Regions from separate parts of the Homo sapiens genome. Here region 1 is linked to region 2. Evidence: read pairs that join two places in POLR2A ChIA-PET (ENCODE). Cell type or tissue: HepG2. All regions are shown on one strand. Each heading gives the region's core, and the rest is flanking DNA. Links, peaks and the distances in the headings are about the cores only. Region 1 holds the start of UBXN2A (UBX domain protein 2A). Region 2 overlaps MFSD2B (MFSD2 lysolipid transporter B, sphingolipid).

Region 1 (9,778 bases), core at 4,566-7,065, 76 kb before region 2:
AATGCAGAAACAGTTCCATCATCACAGAAAGTTCTACTGGACAGTGCTGACCTAGATATTCATCTCAAGGGAAGGAAATGCTCAAAGATGCTCACTTGGTTTCTGTCCTGAACTGGATGGTTGGCAGGGCTACCAATTGGTAAAGAGGATGCAGGATGAGGAGCAGATTGCTGAGTGCCACCCATCGTCCTTCTATGTGAATTCAAAAAGCATTCACTGAACTCTATTATGTACCTATGAAATAGCTACTGTGAAAAGTACTTTGGAGAGTATCTAATAAACAAATTACTCAGTCTGTACACTTATAACTAAAAAGTCAACACAGAAAGAAATTAGAAAAAGAGCAAACTAAACCCAAGCTACCAGAAGGAAATAAAGAATAGAGTGGAGATAAATATAGTATAGAAAAACAAGGCTGGGTGTGGTAGCTCATGCCTGTAATCCCAGCACTTTGGGAGCCCAAGGTGGGCAGATCACCTGAGGTCAAGAGTTCAAGACCAGCCTGGCCAACGTGGTAAAACCCCGTCTCTACTAAAAGTACAAAAAATTAGCTGGGTGTGGCGGTGCATACCTGTAATCCCAGCTACTCAGGAGGCTGAGGCAGGAGAATCACTTGAACCTGGGAGGCAGAGGTTGCAGTGAGCCGAGATCGCACCACTGCACTCCAGCCCAAGCAACAAAGCAAGACCCTGTCTCAAAAAAACAAGCAAAAAAATGGAGCAAACACCTAAATGTCAGAGCTAAAGCTATAAAATGCTTAGAAAAAAACAGAGAAATCTTCATGACATTGTATTTGGCAATAGTTTCTTGGATATGACACCAAAAGTACAGGCAAAACAAGAATAAATTAATTTGACTGAAATTTTAAACTTCTGTATCAAAGGATACTAACCCCAAAGTGAAAAGACAATTCACAGAATCAGAGGAAAGATTTGCAAATCACATATCTGATAAGGGATTACTATCCATAATATGTATTTTTTAAAACGCAAAAACTCCTGTAACTCAACAACAACAACAACAAAAAAAACCTATTTGAAAATTCGCAAGGAGTTAAATAGGCGTTTCTCCAAAAAAAATATACGAATAGCCAATAGGCGCATGAAAAGATATTCAGCATCACTAGTCATCAGAGAAATGCAAATCAAAACCATAGTGAGATACACTTCATACTCATTAGGGCGGGATAGTTATAAACACACATACACATACACACACAGAGAAAATAACAAGTGTTGGGAAGATGTAGAGAAATTAGAACACTAGTACATCGCTGGTAGGAATGTAAGATGGTGCTGCTATTTGGAAAACAATATGACTGGTCCTTGAAAAGTTAAACACAGAAATACCCTATTCCACTTCTAGGTATATACTCAAAAAAATTGAAAACGCCAGGCACGGTGGCCCACACCTGTAATCCCAGCACTTTGGGAAGCCGAGGTGGGTGGATCACCAGAGGTCAGGAGTTCAAGACCAGCCTGGTCAACATGGCGAAACCCCATCTCTACTAAAAATACAAAAATTAGCTGGGCATGGTTGGGGGGCACCTTTAATCCCAGCCAGTCAGAAAAGCTGAGGTGAGAGAATCCCTTGAACCTGGGAGGGGGAGGTTGCAGTGAGTCAAGATTGCACCAATGCACTCCAGCCTGGGTGACAGAGGGAGGCTGTCTCAAAAATAAATAAATTAAATTAATAAATAAATATTCTTGCCACAATAAAACAAAAATTTTAAAAAATTGAAAGTAAGGAGTCAATCAAATACTTGTATACCAAAGTCCATACCAGCATTATTCAAGATAGCAGAAAGGTGGAAGCAACCCAAATGGCCGTCAACATATGAATGGATAAGCAAAATGTAATATATACATACAATGGAATCTTATTCAACCATAAACGGGAATGATATACTGACACATGCTATAACATGAATGAACTTGAAAATAATTATGCTAAGTGAAATAAGCCGGACAAAAAAGAACAAATATTGTAGGAGTCCACGTATATGAGGTATCTAGAATGGGCAAATTCATAGAGACAGAAAGTAGAATAGGCTGTGCGTGGTGGCTCAGACCTGTAATCATAGCACTTTGGGAGGCCAAGGTGGGAGGATTGTTTTGAGTCCAGGAGTTTGAGACTAGCCTGGGCAACCTGGTGAAAATCCTACCTCAAAAAAAAAAAGAGAGAAAGAAAGTAGAATAGAGATTACTATGGGCTGTGGGGATGGAGAGAGACTCTGTCTCAAAGAAAAAGAAAAACATACACCTAACATCATACTCAATGGTGAGAGAGACTGAAAGCTTTTTGTCTAAAATTAGGAACAAGACAAAGAAGCCCACTCTCATCATTTTTTGAGACAGAGTCTTGCTCTGTCACCCAGGCTGGAGTGCAGTGGCGTGATCTCGGCTCACTGCAACTTCTGCCTCCTGGGTTCAAGCAATTCTCCTGCCTCAGCCTCCCGAGTAGCTGGGATTACAGGTGCCTGCCACCACGCCTGGCTAATTTTTGTATTTTTAGTACAGACGGGGTTTCACCATGTTGCCCAGGCTCGTCTCGAACTCCTGGCCTCAAGTGATTCACCTGCCTAAGCCTCCCAAAGGGCTGGGATTAAAGGCATGAGCCACCGTGCCCGGCCTCATCATTTCTTTTCTGTTTTTCTTAAGTCTAGTAATAGAGTCTCGCTATGTTGCCCCAGGTTGGTCTCAAATTCCTGGGCTCAAGCAATTCTCCTGCCTCAGCCTCCGAAAGTGCTGAGATTACAGGTGTAAGCCACCACACCCAGCCTCTTCATTTCTATTCAACATTGTACTGGAAGTTCTAGCTAGAGCAGTTAGACAATAAAAAGAAATAAAAGGCATCCACATTAGAAAGAAATAAATAAAACTATGGCCAAGTGTGGTATCTCATACCTGTAATCCCAGTGCTTTGGGAGGCCCAAGCAGGAGGATAGTTTGAGGCCAGGGGTTCGAGACCAGCCTGGGCAACACAGTGAAACTCCATCTCTACAAAAAAAATTTTTTTTTAATTGGTCGGGCATGGTGGCACACGTCTGTGGTCCTAGCTACTCAGGACACTGTGGTGGAAGGATTACTTGATCCCAGGAGTTCGATATCAACCTGGGCAATGTACGGAGACCCCATCTCTAGCAAATGATTAGAGCTAATAAGTGAATTCAGCAAAGTTGTTAGATACAAGATCAACACACAAAATCAGTGGTATTTCCAAATACTGGCAATAAAAAATCTAAAAAGGAAATAAATCAACTCCTTTTACAATAGCATCAAAAAGAATAAAATACTTTGAAATATATTTAACCAAAGAGGTACGAGACTTGTACGTGGAAAACTATAAAACACTGCTGAAAGAAATGAAAGAAGGTCTAAGTATGGTCATGTAGTGCTTAACCATGGGGGCACCTTCTGAGAAATGTGTCGTGTAAGTGAATTCGTCGTTGTGTGAACATCACAGAGTATACTTACACAAACCTGGATGGTATAGTGTACTACACATCTAGGCAATATGGCATAGCCTTGCTCCCGGGCTACAAACCTGGACAGCATGTTACTGTATTGAATACTGTAGACAATTGTAACATGATGGTATTTGTGTATCTAAACATAGAAAAGATACAGTAAAAATATGGCCTTATAATCTTATGTGACCACCATCACATATGCTGTAAGTCATGGACCGAAAGGTTGTTATGTGGCGCACGACTATAAATGCAAAAATATTCATGCTTAAGGATTTGAAGACTTTATATATAAAGTGAGTCATCGCACCAGTATTGTTAAGATATCAATACTCCGGCTGGGTGTGTTGGCTCACACCTGTAATACCGGCACTTTGGGAGGCCGAGGCGGGTGGATCATCTAAGGTCGGGAGTTCAAGACCAGCCTGACCAACATGGTGAAACCCTGTCTCTACTAAAAATACAAAAATTAGCTGGGCATGGTGGTGCATGCCTATAATCCCAGCTACTTGGGAGGCTGAGGCAGGAGAATCACTAGAACCTGGGAGGCGGAGGTTATAGTGAGCCGAGATCATGCCATTGCACTCCAGCCTGGGCAACAAGAGCAAAACTCCATCTCAAAAAAAAAATTGAAGGTATCAATACTCCTCAAATTGATCTACCAATTCAAAGCAATCCCTGTCAAAATCCCAGTGGCCCCCCCCTCCCTTTTTTTTTTTTTTTAACAGCAATGGAAAAGCTGAGCTAAAATTCATACAGAACTGCAAGCGACAAAACAATCTTGAAAAAGAGGAGCAAAGTTGGAGGACTCAAACTTCCTGATTTCTATACAGCTACTATACAGCTGTATACAGCTACTATACAGCTACAGTAATCAAAATAGTATGGTACTAGCATAAAGATAAGATACATAATCAATGGAATAGAATTGAGAGTACAGAAATAAATTTATACATCCATGGTCAATTGATTTTTGACAAGGGAAGAATCCTCTCTTCATTAAATGGTGCTGGGACCAAAAAATCGGAAGAGCTCTCACAGAATGGTCAAAGAAAAGTCTCTTTGCCTAATGGGATCAATTTAACTCCTTATTGTGCTTCAACAGACACGGTCTCATGAGCAGTGAGATTTGAACTCACCACAGGCTCCCAAAATCACTGAACAGGAGATGAGGGAGGTGGTGGTGGGGGGAACGGCATGGGCCTGTAGGTGAGGATCAATCTCAATCTGAGTCCCCGCACTAAAGACTTACAAATAAATCCCGATTTAGGCAAACCGAGACTTTATTCGGAAAGGATTATTGCAACAGGGGGGAAAAGGACTATTGCAATAAGGGTGGAGAACTATTGCAATAGGAAGAAGGACTGTTGCAATTGGGAGAATGCTGGACTATAAAATAAAAAACAAATCTGGATATACGTAAGGAGAGAGTTCAGTGGAAGAGATCCAAGAAAAGGGAAAGAAACTATTGCAACTGAGAGTGGGGATTGGGGGAGGCTACAGCAACCGGGAGAACTCTCCAACCATGAGATCTGCAGCGATCTCCTGGGTCAGGCAGAAAAGGGCTTTCCTTTTACAGAGATGAGTGAACAGGGCTAGAAAGACCCGGGTGTGGGGAAGTGGGGAGAAGACTGGAGGTGGCAGCGATGAGACTATACAGAGACTGTTTCCCTGGGGTCCGTCTATTTTCAGGCGGTGGATGAGGAGGGCTGCTCGCTGGCTGCGGCTGAGGCTCGGTCACCGTGTAGAGAGGCCCAGGGAGAGCTGCTTCACTCAAGTCCTGTCAAGTCAAGGCAGCCGGGATTTGTCCACATCGTGAGTACAGGCAGGTCAGCTAACTATTTGCGAGGCGAAGAACTGGAATTTAGAGGGTCTGGGCCTGACCTTGTCACAGCTAACGACGGGGGCATCCTTGAGTCCTGACAAAGTCACATGCGGAAGGGCGGTTGCGTGTAGTAAGTCCTTTTAGGAACACAAAGGGGCCGGGCGCGGTGGCTCACGCCTGTAATCCCAGCACATTGGGAGACCAAGGCGGGCGGATCACCTGAGGTCAGGAGTTCAAGACCAGCCTGGCCAACATGGTGAAACCCCGTCTCTACTAAAAATACAAAAATTAGCCGGGCGTGCTGGCAGGCGCCTGTAATCCCAGCTACTCCGGAGGCTGAGGCAGGAGAATCGCTCGAATCCGGGAGGCGGAGGTTGCGGTGAGCCAAGATCGCGCCATTGTATTCCAACCTGGGGGACAAGAGCGAGATTTAGTCTCAAAAAAAAAAAAAAAAAAAGGTGGGTGGGGGTTTCTTCAACTTCGTTGTCCACAGGGCTCAGGTCAAGTTCAACATTGTCAGAATGCAGGGATGTCTCTCCATGGTTTCTGAGGCTGAGGAGGTACCCAGGTAAGCACACTCTGGGTTCTCTGGTGAGCACACACCGAGCTGCCTGCATCTCCCCTACCCATGAAGGCAGCTAGCCGCCGGGCCAGTGGTGGGAAGGGGAGGCGGCCATTAGCGCCGTTCCCGCCGGGACTTGAAGCGCCCGGCCGCGGCAAGCCCCGCCCTCGGCGCGCCCCCGCGTCCGCGCGCGCTCCTCGGGTCTGCGCGGAGCCGGCGTCGGCGCGCGCTTGGGCGCCTGGCGAAGACCGAGAGAGGCTGGCGGGATCTCAGCGGCGCGGCCGCGGAACCTGAGGCGGTCTGGGGCGGCGGCGCTCCGGCTCTGAAGGGCTCCAGCCAAACGGAGCCCGCGGCCAAACGGTGCCTGCGGTGCCTGAGCTGAGTGAGGCCGAGGCCGGGAGGCCGTGCCCGGAGGTGAGCGTCCCGGGGCCGCGCCGCGTCCGGCGGGGTGAGGGCGGGGCGGGGCGGTCGCCTGCCGGCTGGGGCCGAGGGGTCGCGGCCTGTGGCTTGGCCGCCGCGGATCGTCGGTGTCGGGGGGAGTCTCGCTCCGGAGGGCCGCGTGTTTGCGACTCGGGAAGGGGCGCCGGCGGCGGAGCCCGAGCCAGGGTCCCGCCCAGCCCAGGTGAGCGGCGACCCCGAGCCCCTGACTCGCCTGCGGCTTGACTTGCGAGCTAGCTGAAGGCACAGCTCCTGGTTCTCTCGCAGGGCGTTCCGAAACTTACAGTTATGCGCAACACAATGTTTCTATTTTCAAAGGCGAACGCTGCACGATCGCAGTCCAGTGATACAAAGTATGCCTATTAGTGACTTCACCCGACTCCCACCACTCACTTTCTCTGATGTTTTGAAGGCCTGGTGTTCGCTGATTTCACGTTTCCTTAATTTCTTCTTTGTGCCTTTTTTTTTTCCTTTTCGCTGCCAGTAATAAAAGAGTTTATTACTTGTCAGCAATGATGAATGTTCGTGTGGCATCCAGCGTTGAGTTCCTATGTACGTAATTTGAGATAAGTAAAGATAGGAAACTGCTGATTTGTTTTGATGCGAATGCAGAAAATAATGTGGTAGTATGAAGTCTGGCCGGTTGCAGTTTGTTTTTAGGGGGGAAACTTTAAAAGTTCATGTTGTGTCTTCTTTCTAAATATGCTGAAAGTCGGATTTATTTAAAAGGCAATTAAATTCAGTGAATACAGAGTATCTTTTTATAACACTAATGTTAGTGCTAGGCACTGGCGGAGTCCAAAAATGTGTAAAAAATGTGTGCAGGAGGGAGTGGTTAAGCACACTAATGATATGAGGCTGACTGCAGTCCAGTGTTAATGGAAGCTCACACTTACTGAGCAGTTGTTTTCAGCTGGGCACTGTGGAGGGTACTTTACTTGCATTTTAATTTAATAATGTATAATAATTAGCATACACTTGATTTAATTTTTTTCATTCAAAAAAATTTTAGTACCTACTGTGTACTGAATGCTAAGGATACAATAGTGACAATTACAGACTCTGCCTTTAGACTCTACAGTGTCATTGGGCAAAACAGATATTAAGCAAATAATCAGGGCCCGGAGCGATGGCTCACGCCTGTAATCCCAGCACTTTGAAAGGCTGAGGTGGGCAGATCACCTGAGGTCAGCAGTTCTAGACCAGCCTGGCTAACATGGTGAAACCCCGTCTCTCTCTACTAAAAATACAGAAATTAGCTGGGCGTGATGGGGGGCGTCTGTAATCCCAGCTACTCAGAAAAACTGAGGCAGGAGAATAGCTTGAGCCGGCGAGAGGTAGAGGTTGCAGTGAGCCAAGATGGTGCCACTGCACTCCAGCCTGGGTGACAGAGCGGGACTCCATCTCAAAAAGTAAAATAAAATAAATAATCACACAAATAAATGCCAATAAGCAAAGACAGAGGCTAAAATAAAGAATGTAAGTTGTTTGTGAGAGAAGGTAACAGGGGGACTTATCCAAGCTGGGAAAGTTTTCCTAGGAAAGTAATCTTTGAGCTTAGATATTAGGGATAAATAGGAATTAGGGGAAGATGACTCCCAAAGGAGAGAAGAAAGGCTCAGGCAAAGGAAATAGATGGCGCGGAGGCTAGGGAAGATGGTCATTTCAGGAACTTCAGCAGTTGTTGTGTGGAAAGCAAAAGGGTGCTGTGATAAAGTAGGTTAGGGCCAAAGAGATGATGCAGGGCTTTTTTTTTTTTTTTTTTTTTTGTTACAGAGTCTCGCTCTGTCACCCAGGCTGGAGTGCAGCGGCACGATCTTGGCTCACTGCAATCTCTTCCGGATTCAAGCGATTCTCCTGCCTCAGCCTCCCGAGTAGCTGGGACTATAATGCGCGCCACCATGCCCGGCTAATTTTTGTATTTTTAGTAGAGATGGAGTTTCACTGTGTTGGTCAGACTGGTCTCAAAATCCTGACCTCTGGTGATCCACCCACCTCGGCCTCCCAGAGTGCTGGGATTACAGACGTGAGCCACCGTGCCCGGCTGATGCAGGGCCTTTTAAGCAATGTTAAGGATTTGGGACCAGCTTTTTCTGTTTCTTTTTCTTTTTTAAACTTTTATAGAAAACTTTTCAAACCACTCAAATGTAGGGAGAGAACAGTACAATGAACTCTCCCGTAATATTACCCAAATGACTTGGATGTTATTTTAACAGTAATAGGAAGTCGTTTAAAGGTTTACCTCCGTCAGAAAAAAAAAAAGTTTAAAGCAAGGTAAGTCTTACTACAAACAACTTTTTTTTTTTTTTGAGACGGAGTCTCGCACAGGCAGGAGTGCTGTGGTGCAATCTCCGCTCACTGCAACCTCTGCCTCCCGGGTTCAAACGATTCTCCTGCCTCAGCCTCCCGAGTAGCTGGGATTACAGGCATGCGCCACCATGCCTGGCTAGTTTTTTGTATTTTTGGTAGAGACGGGGTTTCACTGTGTTGGCCAGGCTGGTCTCGAACTCCAGACCTTCTGATCTGCCCACTTCAGCCTCCCAAAGTGCTGGAATTACAGGCGTGAGCCACCGTGCCTGGCCAACTTTTTATTTCAAAAAGTCGTCCTGACTGCTGTGTAGAAACTGGATTGGATGGGGACAAGAATGGAAATGAGGAGACCACCTAGAGTTGATGGTGGTTGGGACTAGAATTGTGGCAATGAAGGCATTGAAAATTTAAGAGTACCTAACTGATCTCTTCTCATGTTAATAATTTTATATTCACACCTATTGGAGGAATCATGGAAGGTTTTCTAAAGGAGATTGTATGTATGTATGTTTTTATTTATTTGAGATAGAGTTTTGTTCTTGCCACCCAGGTTGGAGTGCAATGACCCAATCTTGGCTCATGGCAACTTCTGCCTCCTGGGTTCAAGCAATTCTCCTGCCTCAGCCTCCCAAGTAGTTGGGATTACAGGTATGCACCACCACACCCAGCTAATTTTGTATTTTTAGTAGAGAGAGACAGGGTTTCACCATGTCGGTCAGGCTGGTCTCGAACTCCTGACCTCAGGTAATCTGCCCGTCTTGGCCTCCCAAAGTGCTGGGATTACAGGCTTAAACCACCGTGCCCAGCTAAAGGAGATTATATTTAAAATGAGCTTTGCATTTCCGTCCAGACCAGAACCCAAGATGGCTGCACTCTTGCTGAGACATGTTGGAGTGGTCATTGCCTCCGAGCGCACTTTAGCCCTCAGCTTTGTATCAGAAATGCTGTTCCTTTGGGAATCATGGCCAAAGAAGAGATGGAATGGTTCTGGAATAAGAACACAGGTTCAAACCGTCCCGTATCTCCCCACGTCACTATCTAGAGTTGGTGTCTTCCTATGTCGATGTCCATCTGCCACCATGGCTCTGGTATTGCTTTGAGCACAGGGGTCTCTTTTTGGCATGTCAGCCCTGTTACTCCCAGGAAAGTTTAAGTCTTACTTGGAACTCATTGG
Region 2 (9,778 bases), core at 4,482-6,981:
CCAGGGCGTCGCCTCGCAGCCCCTTTTCCAGCTGGGGGCAGCCCGGAGGGGCTCGGCCCAAACCTGCCAGCTCAGGGGCTGCCCTCGCGGGGTTACACGGCTGGGAGCGGGGAGGCTGGTAGGTGCCGGCGCCGGAAAGAGACTAGGACGGGAAGCCTAGCCCTAGCCAAGGAAGTAACTTGGGGATGCGTGGTCATTGCTGTCCTGATTCCCGGCTTAGGGGTCTTGTCCGTGCCACCGCAGGTCCTCCCGGGGTCCCCGAGCTCTGGGCAGGCAGGGCTTTCTGAAGCGCCTGGGGAGGCTGCGTCCTTCCCGACCTCAGGCAGCTGCTGTGGCCTCGGCCTCCCTCCCAGACCCTGGCCTCGCCCAGGCACCAGGCTCCCCTTGGAGGCAGCCTCAGGGAAGGTCCTGGCCATGGGCTCCGACAAGAAGGGAGGAGGGCAGGTGGGAGCGGCGGGGTCTTCGGGGCCCCTTGTCCCTTGCCCGATGCCGCCGGGCCGTGCTGGCCAGTGGGGCTGTGCTGGACGGAGCAAGGGGCCTGGGGCTTCCTGGGCCTCACTGAACGCGCCTGCTCCCTGCTCGTGCCCAGGGCATTCTGTGGCCTCCCCTGACCACCTCAGCCCCCAGCCTGTTCAGGGCTTCCTACGAGGCACCTGGGAGCACAGGATTGCATCCCACAAGAAAGTGAGGTGAGATGAAGGGGCTCTCCGGGGACTCTCACTTCCCAGGGAAACTTAGAAATTCAGGGTGAGATTAACAGCAAGAGGGAAACACTCGCATTGCTGATGAAGTTCCGGCGTGGAATCCTCTTACGACTCTCCGAGGGGTGGCAGCCCCGGTCACTCCAAGGAGACCGAGGTGCCCTGCCCTGGGTCACGCAGCTAGAGATAGCAGGGCTGCGCCCCTCGCCCGGAGCCGCCCCTCCCAAGGGGCTTCTCCTTGTACAGCTCACTGTACAGCTGTACCGGGCTTTTATGACTTTCGGTAAAACTGTCATCCTCAAGACGGCAAGATGGGATCATATCCCTGGCTTCACTTGGAAGTTCTTTCTAAAGTTCTAAAAACTTGCTAGGCCTGTTTTGGGGGATACAAGAGTCCCCATTAGGGGGAGAGGGGGACTGTCACGTTGAATTCTGCCTGTTCTTAAAGTTTTCTGGAAGCTGAAATGATGTTCACACAAATGTCAGAAAAGAATCATCCTGCCCCCAGTGTGGTTTTCCCCTGTGGGTAGGAAGAGTGTGCAAAGTGTGATAAACCCTTATCTGGGGAGACCTTCCCTTCACAAGAGCCTGCTGGGGTGTCCTGCAAGATGTGGAAATGGGTGAAGCCATGTCATCTCCACTCCCTCCAGCCCCCAGCAAACGATGAGAAAAGAGCCCAGCTTCTTCCAAAGAAACAGCACTTTACACAGGGTCTTCATGGCCATTTATTGCTTCAACGGATATATACTAAGCACCTACTGTATACCAAGCTTTGTTCTAGGTACTGGAAACACCATGATAAATAAAAGGTGGAGTTCATGCTCTCAGAGAGCTTACATTCCTGTAGGGAGAGGCAGGAACTAAATGAAAATATAGCAGGCGGTAAGTACAACTGAGAGAGGTGAGAGGTTAGGGAATGCCTCTTGGAGGAGGTGACATTTAAGCTGGTGACATCAAACCAGAATGACAAGGAGTCACCTTCCAGGCAGAGGAATGGGAAGGGCAAAGGCCCTGAGGCAGCAACAGACTTGATGATTTTGAGGAATAGGAAGGAGCCCGGCGTGGCTGAAGGAGAGCTATTTGAGGTGAGGTGGGTAGGGGGCCGACTGGGTGGACTCCTTAGCCATGATCAGGACTTGGAGTTTTATTCAAACTGCAATGGTATTGACTGAATACCATGGATCTGGAAACAAACAAACAAACAAACAAAACACACACACACACACACACACACACACAAAAACAGACAAAAAAACCCTGCAATAGCAAGCCATTGGAGAGTTTTAATCAGAGAGGAGATGGGATCTGATTATTTATTTATTTATTTATGACTGAGTCTCTGTCACCCAGGCTGGAGTGCAGTGGTGTGATATTTGCTCACTGCAACCTCTGCCTCCCTGGTTCAAGCAATTCTCTTGCCTCAGCCTCCTGAGTAGCTGGGATTACAGGCGGCCACTATGCCTGGCTAATTTTTGTGTTTCTAGTAGAGATGGGGTTTTGCCATGTTGGGCAGGCTGGTCTTCAACTCCTGGGCTCAAGCAATCCACCTACCTCGGCCTCCCAAAGTGCTGGGTTTATAGGGATGAGCCACTGTGCGATTTATGTTATTACAAGAGCACTGGCTGCTGGGTGGAGTGGATTGTAGGGAGCAAGGGCAGACACAGAAGCCACTTAGGAGGCATTCACTGATAGACAAGAACTGGAAAGAAGAATAGATGACTCCTAAGTTTGTGGCCTGAGCCACTGAGGGGACCAGCGGTGCCATTTGCTAGGAGCTGGATTAGACAATGGAATGGCCATCAGGAGCTGTATGTAGACCATGCTAAGCTGAGACGCCTGCCAGGCATCCCTGGAGGGCTGTGGGTAGGCAGGCTATGGGTAAATGAGCTATCGCCTCATTTACTCATCGAAGAAACAACTTTGTGAAGTTGGCAGGGATGTTGCATTTGACAGATGAGGAAAACAGGCTTAGAGAGATGATGTGATTTATTCAAGGTCACATAGAGGGGTAGGTGACAAAGGCAGGCTCAAGCCCAGGTCTCCTGACCTGCAGCTTACACGGCCGTGCTGACTCAGTAAATGATGGCGGCTTCAGCAGGAAGCCCAGGGTAAGATGTCCAGAAGAACTTCCCCCCTGGAAATGTTTAGAGGTCAGGGTTTAGGATCTTTTTTCTCTTCGTCTCACTTCCTCTTAGGATGACATGGGGGCAAAATGGGGCTGAGAGGTTGCTGGAAAAGCCCTGAAGACATCACAGAGACTCAGGATGTTTACTGAAGTCATGGGGTGTGGGGACCTGTTTTGTGTCTGTTGGGAGAAGGGCTTAGTTCCTGTGTCTCCTCCAGGACAGCAGAGCCGGTCGCCTCTCATTCTGTACAAAGGTGTGCTATGGCATTGGTGGGGTCCCCAACCAGATAGCCTCCAGCGCCACAGCCTTTTACCTGCAGCTTTTCCTGCTTGATATAGCACAGGTAAGTGTGGGCAGTAGCCCAGTCTCTGCTGGCATCTTCCTTGGGGTCTGGTCCTTCCACCCCCACCTCTGCTTCTGCTCCCACTATCCTTGTAGACAGCACTTCTGACACGAGCTCAACAAAAAGCCAGAAGCCAATGAGGGCAAGGTACTCAAGAATGTTTACTGCAGCCTGTTTGTAGTGGGAAAATGAGAAACAATGTAGATCCCCGACAATATAGAAGCAGTTGGCTAAGTAAGCTGTATCATAGCCACATAATAGACCAAGCCTGTCCAACCCGCGGCGGGACGGCTTTGAATGCGGCCCCACACAAATTTGTAAACTTTCTTAAAACAGTATGAATTTTTTTGTTTTTTTTTTTTTTTAGCTCATTAGCTATCATTAGTGTTAGTGTATTTTATGTGTTTATATGTGGCCCAAGACGATTCTTTTTTTTTTTTTTTTTTTGAGACAGAGTCTCACTCTGTTGCCCAGGCTGGAGTGCAGTGGTGTGATCTTGGGGCTCACTGCAACCTCTGCCTCCCAGGTTCAAGCGATTCTCATGCCTCAGCCTCCCGAGTAGCTGGGATCACAGGTGCACACCACCACACTCGGCTAATTTGTTGTTTGTTTTTTTTTTTGAGATGGAGTCTCGCTCTGTCACCCAGGCTGGAGTGCAATGGCATGATCTCGGCTCACTGCAACCTCTGCCTCCCGGGTTTAGCAATTCTCCTGCCTCAGCCTCCAGAGTAGCTGGGATTACAGGTGTGTGCCATCATGCCTGGCTAATTTTTTGTATTTTTAGTAGAGACAACAGTTTCACCATGCTGGCCAGGCTGGTCTTGAACTCCTGACCTCGTGATCCACCCACCTCAGCCTCCCAAAGTGCTGGGATTATAGACGTGGACCACCGCGCCCAGTCTACAGCTAATTTTTGTGTTTTTAGTAGAGACGGGGTTTCGCCATGTTGGCCAGGCTGGTCTCGAACTCCTGATCTCAGGTGTTCCATCCACCACAGCTTCCCAAAGTGCTGGGATTACAGGCGTGAGCCACCGTGCCTGGCCAAGACAATTCTTCTTCTTCCAGTGTGGCCCACAGAAGTCAACAGACTACACTAACATCACTATCAAATAGACTATCATGCAGCCATTCAAAATAATGATCTATACCAGTTGACTTAGAGTGATTTCCATGATGCTCTGGTGAAAAAGAAAAGTTAGTTTTAGAGAAGAGTATATAAAATGATCCCATTTTAACAAAACAAAGACAGGCTCCATATGTGTGTGTGTGGATGGATATGTATATATACATATGTATCTGTCCATGTTTAAAATGTGAGCATGGAGAAAATTCTAGAAGGATATACACCAACTCGTTAATGTTGGCTACCGGAGGGAATGATGGAGAATGGAGGGTAAGTAAAACCAAATTTTTAAAATGAGGTATCCAGCCGAGCATGGTGGCTCACAGCTGTAATCCCAGCACTTTGCGAGGCCGAGGAGGGAGGATCACTTGAGGTCAGGAGTTCAAGACCAGCTTGACCAATATGGTGAACCCCATTTCTACTAAATATACAAAAATTAGCCAGGCGTGGTGGCACACGCCTGTAGTCACAGCTACTCAGGAAGCTGAGGCAGGATAATTGCTTGAACCCAGGAGGTGGAGGTTGCAGTGAGCTAAGATTGCACCACCACATTCCAGCCTGGGCGACAGAGCAAGACTCCCTCTCAAAAACAAAACAAAAACCAACAACAAAAAAATGAGGTATCCAGCCGGGTATGGTGGCTCACACACCCAGCACTTTGGGAGGTCAAGGCGGGAGGACCGTCTAAGCTCAGGTGTTCAAGACCAGCCTGGGCAACATGGCAAAACTCCACCTCCACAAAAAAAAAAAAAATTTAAAAATACAAAAATTAGCTCGGTGTAGAGGAACGTGCCTGTGGTCTCAGCTACTTGGGAGGCTGAGGTGGGAGAATCACCTGAGCCCAAGAGGCAGTGGTTGCAGTGAGCCGAGATGGTGCCACTGCACTCCAGCCTGGGCAACAGAGCGAGGCCCTGTCTCAATTAAAAAATAAAATAAAATAATAAAATGAGGTATCCACGAATGTTTAAGATGACAGTCTGATATGATCCCATTTATATAAACTGATCAATCTCAAGCACACATGAAGAAGCCTATGAAAGGCTGATCATCCAAACGATTCTGGCAGTTGTCTTGGGATGCTGCGATTTCAGATGAGCTTTGCTTAGTATTTTCCTGCATAGTTTGAGTGTTTTTCTAATAAGTGTATTATTTACATAGTCAGAAAAAACAATGCATCCTTTCCATTGTGAAACACAGTGTCCACCTCTGTCAGCCCAGAGGCACCCTCCTTGCTCTGAGCCAGAATGTTTTTCTAATGAGTGTATTATTTACATAGTCAGAAAAACCAGTGAATCCTTTCCATTGTGAAACACAGTGTCCACCTCTGTCAGCCCAGAGGCACCCTCCTTGCTCTGAGCCAGCCCCAGATGAGGGCCCTGGAGTCCTCTCCGCAGTGGCTGACATGAGTACTAATGGGAGTGTGCAGGGCGGCAGCACTCAGCTCCCTCCCCTGGACTCAGCCCCGGGATCAGCATCCTGGGGAAGGCTGAGGAGCCCTTGACACTGTGGCTCTGCCCTCCGGTCCCGGTTCCCAGGCCTCCCTCTTGATGGCAAGCAGGCCTGGATGGGCTCTCTGCTGCTGCTGGGCCTCAGCTCTCTATCCCCTCCCCTGTCTGTTTCAGATCCCTGCCGCCCAGGTGTCACTTGTTCTGTTTGGGGGAAAAGTGTCTGGGGCGGCTGCTGACCCTGTGGCTGGGTTCTTCATCAACAGGAGCCAGAGGACAGGGTCTGGACGGCTCATGCCTTGGTGAGCAACCGCTCAGTCCTTAGGATCCAGGCACCTGGTCCTGGCCCTGAGGTCACTGTTTGTCACAGCCCTATTTCCTAGCAGAAACCCACTGGGTGGTTAGGAGACAAGACTGGATAATATCGCAGGTGCACTGGGGACTGACTGTGAGTGATAAGGAGTTCAGAGACATTCTTGGGGACTCTCCCTCCCCAGATGGCACGGGGCTGGATGAAGCCTCCAAGACTCCCAGGCCTGGCCTGGGGCACTGAGTGTGGGAAGGCTGGGCTGAAGGCCATGCGAGGCCTCACGGAGGAAGTACAGCTCAGTGTCCCAATGTCCACACAGGGAAGGGCACCAGCAGCGCTGAGAGTGCAGCTGGAGCTCCCACGAGGAGTGGCCGCCCATTCCCCACTGCCTCCATGACCCATCGGCCACTTCTCCCCTGCTCCTGGCTCCCACCCAGGGCGCCCCAGCCTAGGGATTCTCAAGGGGCAGAGAAGGGGTGGGGTTCCTCCAGGCTGGGCCCTTTGTGTTCCCCTGTCTGGGTCGGGGGGCCGCTCCACCTCGGCTGTGCTTCCGCAGGGTGCTGGGCTGCACCCCCTTCATCGCCCTGGCCTACTTCTTCCTGTGGTTCCTGCCCCCCTTCACCAGCCTGCGAGGCCTCTGGTACACGACTTTCTACTGCCTGTTCCAGGCCCTGGCCACGGTAAGCAGGGCCCCTTCCTGGGCCTGTGCTCTGGCGAAGCCCATTGCTGGCCATGGCCACTCTGAAGTGTGCTGTGGGGGCAGGGCTGCCGCCCTCCCCACCCGCCTGTGCCTGGACCATGCCATTGGCACTCGCCAGCCTTGCGCGGGACTGGCTGCCCCCTCCTGCCTTTGGGACCCTAGCTCCGACTTCAGGTGGCCAGCTGGGATATGTCACGTTGGCCTGTGGGTGTCGGGATGTGACACCCAGGATGGGGGAGGTCGCCCGCTGTCACCAGGCAAAGCTGGGGGCGGTTCTAAGCTCTGCCGACGCCCCAGTTCTTCCAGGTGCCCTACACAGCGCTCACCATGCTGCTGACTCCCTGCCCAAGGGAGCGGGACTCGGCCACCGCCTACCGTGAGTGCAGCCGTGGGTTTCGGGTTCCAGGGAGGCAACTGCCCCTGGGACCCCACTCCCTCTCAGTCACCTTAAGTGGCACTCTGTCTCCAGGGATGACTGTGGAGATGGCGGGAACACTGATGGGGGCCACTGTCCACGGGCTCATCGTGTCCGGCGCCCACAGACCCCACAGGTGCGAGGCCACTGCGACCCCGGGGCCAGTCACTGTCTCCCCGAATGCAGTAAGTGCACTGGGTGGCAAGGCCCCCCAACCTGGGGTCCCCTCTGCAGGGTCACCTCCTTCCTCTAGGGCTGGTTCTCCCGTCCACACCACTTTGTTGTCTTTTAGGGGGCTCACTGTGCCCCCTCATTCCTTCCCTGCTCCTCCAGTTGAGCAGATGGCCCCCAAATCTAACGTCCTCTGCTAAACCTGCCTCCTTCTGGGTTCCTTCTAGACATAAAATAGAATAGACACTGGGCCAGCCACCTGGAGCAGAGGAGGCCAGCCCCAGAGGAGGGGCGAGGGTGGGGAAAGCCGCAGGACAGGCTAGGGGAGGGGGCAGCAGAGGGGTCTGCTGTCCTCGCAGAGCCCTGGGTAAAGCCCTTCCTATGACCCATGCCCCCTCCCCCAGCCCTGACCAGGTGAGCCCCCAACCCGCAGCATGAAATGGTGAAATGAGAGGGGGAAGCCCCCTTCCTTCCCTTTCACGGCGGGTCCCTTCAGCACTGGGCGGACACACCTCTATTTTATCCACCACATTTACCTTCTCTTTTTCCATGTCCCCCTTTCCTTAAGTAAATGACATTACCATCCTCCAGCACTGTCCTCTTCTTCTCCTCCCCTCTCTCAACTCTCCAACCTATGACCGAATCCTGCCCATTTTTTAGGCCAAAAGTCTTCTGGGATGCATCCAGCCACCCTGCACCCCACTGCCATGCCCCGGCCCGTGCCACTACCTCCCTCTCCACCCCACAACTGCTGCCTCCGCCTCTTACACGGCATCCCATCCTTGCCTTCTGCCACCTCCCTGTGCGGTCAGGTGCCCTTTGAAAGGAGTTTGAGCAATGTTCATCCTCATTGCCTCCTGTTCTGCCCACGATCCCCTCCCCCAAGATACTCTTTGTGGGGAAGAGGGGCTGGGGCAATGCAGGCTGGGTGACCGACTACCCCAGTCCCAGGGAAGGTGGGGCCCTGCCTCTAGGATGCTGCAGCAGAGTGAGCAAGGGGGCCCGAATCGACCATAATGGGTGTAGGGGCCACCTCCTCCCCCTGTTCTGTTGGGGAGGGGTAGCCATGATTTATCCCAGCCTGGGGCTCCCCCTCTGGTTTCCTATTTGCAGTTACTTGAATTAAAAAAAATCCTTTTCTGGAAAAAAAAAAAAAAAAGGAGTTTGAGCATGGGTGGCCCTCGCCTTCAGGACTGGGCATGGGCTGCCCTCCGCAGCCTTCATGTAGGCCTCTCCTCTGTGTGCTCTGAAACCTGCTGTGTTGGCCTTTTGTGCTTTTTTTTTTTTTTTTTTTGAGACGGAATCTCGATCTGTTGCCCAGGCTGGAGTGCAGGGGCGCAATCTCGGCTCACTGCAACCTCCGTCTCCCGGATTCAGGCCATTCTCCTGCCTCAGCCTCCTGAGTAGCTGGGATTACAGGCATGCGCCACCACGCCTGGCTAATTTTTGTATTTTTAGTAGAGATGGGGTTTTGCCATGTTGGCCAGGCTGGTCTCAAATTCCTGACCTCAGGTAATCCGCCCGCCTCAGCCTCCCAAAGTGCTGGGATTACAGGCGTGAGCCACCGCGCTCGACCTGTGCTTGTTTTTAAGTTAATATTTCAGATTTACACAAAGGCAGAGAGGCACAGATCTTAGTGTGGTCCCTGGACCAGCAGCATCAGCAACACCTGGAACCTTGTTAGAAAGGTAGATCCTCAGGCCCTACCTCAGTCCTCTGATTCACTAATTCTAGGGACCGGGCCCAGCAATCTCTATGTTAACAAGCCCTCCCGGGGATTCTGCCCCCACCAATGTCTCAGCATCAATAGTATGAGAAGAATACCAGTAATATCTGTGGCCCACCACCCATTCAAGAAAATGTTACAGCCAGGTGCGGTGGCTCACGCCTGTAATCCCAGCACTTTGAGGGGCCGAGGTGGGTGGATCATTTGAGGTCAGGAGTTCAAGACCAGCCTGGCCAACATGGTGAAACCCCATCATTACTAAAAATACAAAAATTAGCCGGGCATGGTGGCAGGCACCTGTAATCCCAGCTACTTGGGAGGCTGAGGCAGGAGAATCACTTGAACCCAGGAGGCAGAGGTTGCAGTGAGCAGGGATCACGCCATTGCACTCCAGCCTGGGCAATCACCTTGCCTATGTACTCTGCAAAATGAAAATGAAGGGCCTTGGAAAGTCAATCTCCCCTTTCCCAATGCACCTACTGCCCCAGCCAGGGGATTGCAGCCTCCAGCACTGGCACCCTCTAGGTGTCCACTAAGCACCTGGATTGGGATAGGTGAGAGGCCCCCACCCTCCGAATCCACACGCTGCTGCTGGCCAAGGGCCAGAAGGCTGTATCCTAGACTGACTCTCCCTGCACTCACATCTGCGCCCCCATTCAGGCCTCCCATGCCTCTCTCCAATGCCAATGCCATCTCCTCAGGTGGAGCAGAGCTACCT

Evidence for each region. Peaks named below come from ENCODE experiments on the same cell type or tissue, not always from the same donor. Only the 100,000 strongest peaks of a DNase experiment are listed, where the experiment ranks them.
Region 1: POLR2A ChIA-PET joins it to region 2 with 13 read pairs; 6 of 35 experiments call an interaction of 5 or more read pairs at or near these places.

Annotation. Positions count from the first base shown.
Region 1 is chr2:23,934,379-23,944,156 of GRCh38, forward strand. It overlaps UBXN2A (UBX domain protein 2A), which reads left to right and starts at 6,085. Exons shown (of 7, transcript NM_181713.4): 1 at 6,085-6,270. It also overlaps the pseudogene SDHCP3. RefSeq lists silencers at 5,895-6,090, 5,952-6,051, 6,112-6,591 and an enhancer at 6,722-6,831. In HepG2, for the core only: no CTCF peak of the experiment used is centred there; DNase peaks (open chromatin) are centred at 5,203, 6,013 and 6,603; H3K4me3 peaks cover 2,280 bases; H3K27me3 peaks cover 331 bases.
Region 2 is chr2:24,010,241-24,020,018 of GRCh38, forward strand. MFSD2B (MFSD2 lysolipid transporter B, sphingolipid) reads left to right here. Exons shown (of 14, transcript NM_001346880.2): 2 at 3,045-3,170; 3 at 5,916-6,040; 4 at 6,605-6,728; 5 at 7,046-7,124; 6 at 7,218-7,348. Among named protein-coding and RNA genes, the nearest start is that of MFSD2B, 5.0 kb to the left of the region's middle. RefSeq lists enhancers at 5,831-6,386, 6,387-6,942. In HepG2, for the core only: no CTCF peak of the experiment used is centred there; a DNase peak (open chromatin) is centred at 5,601; H3K4me3 peaks cover 550 bases.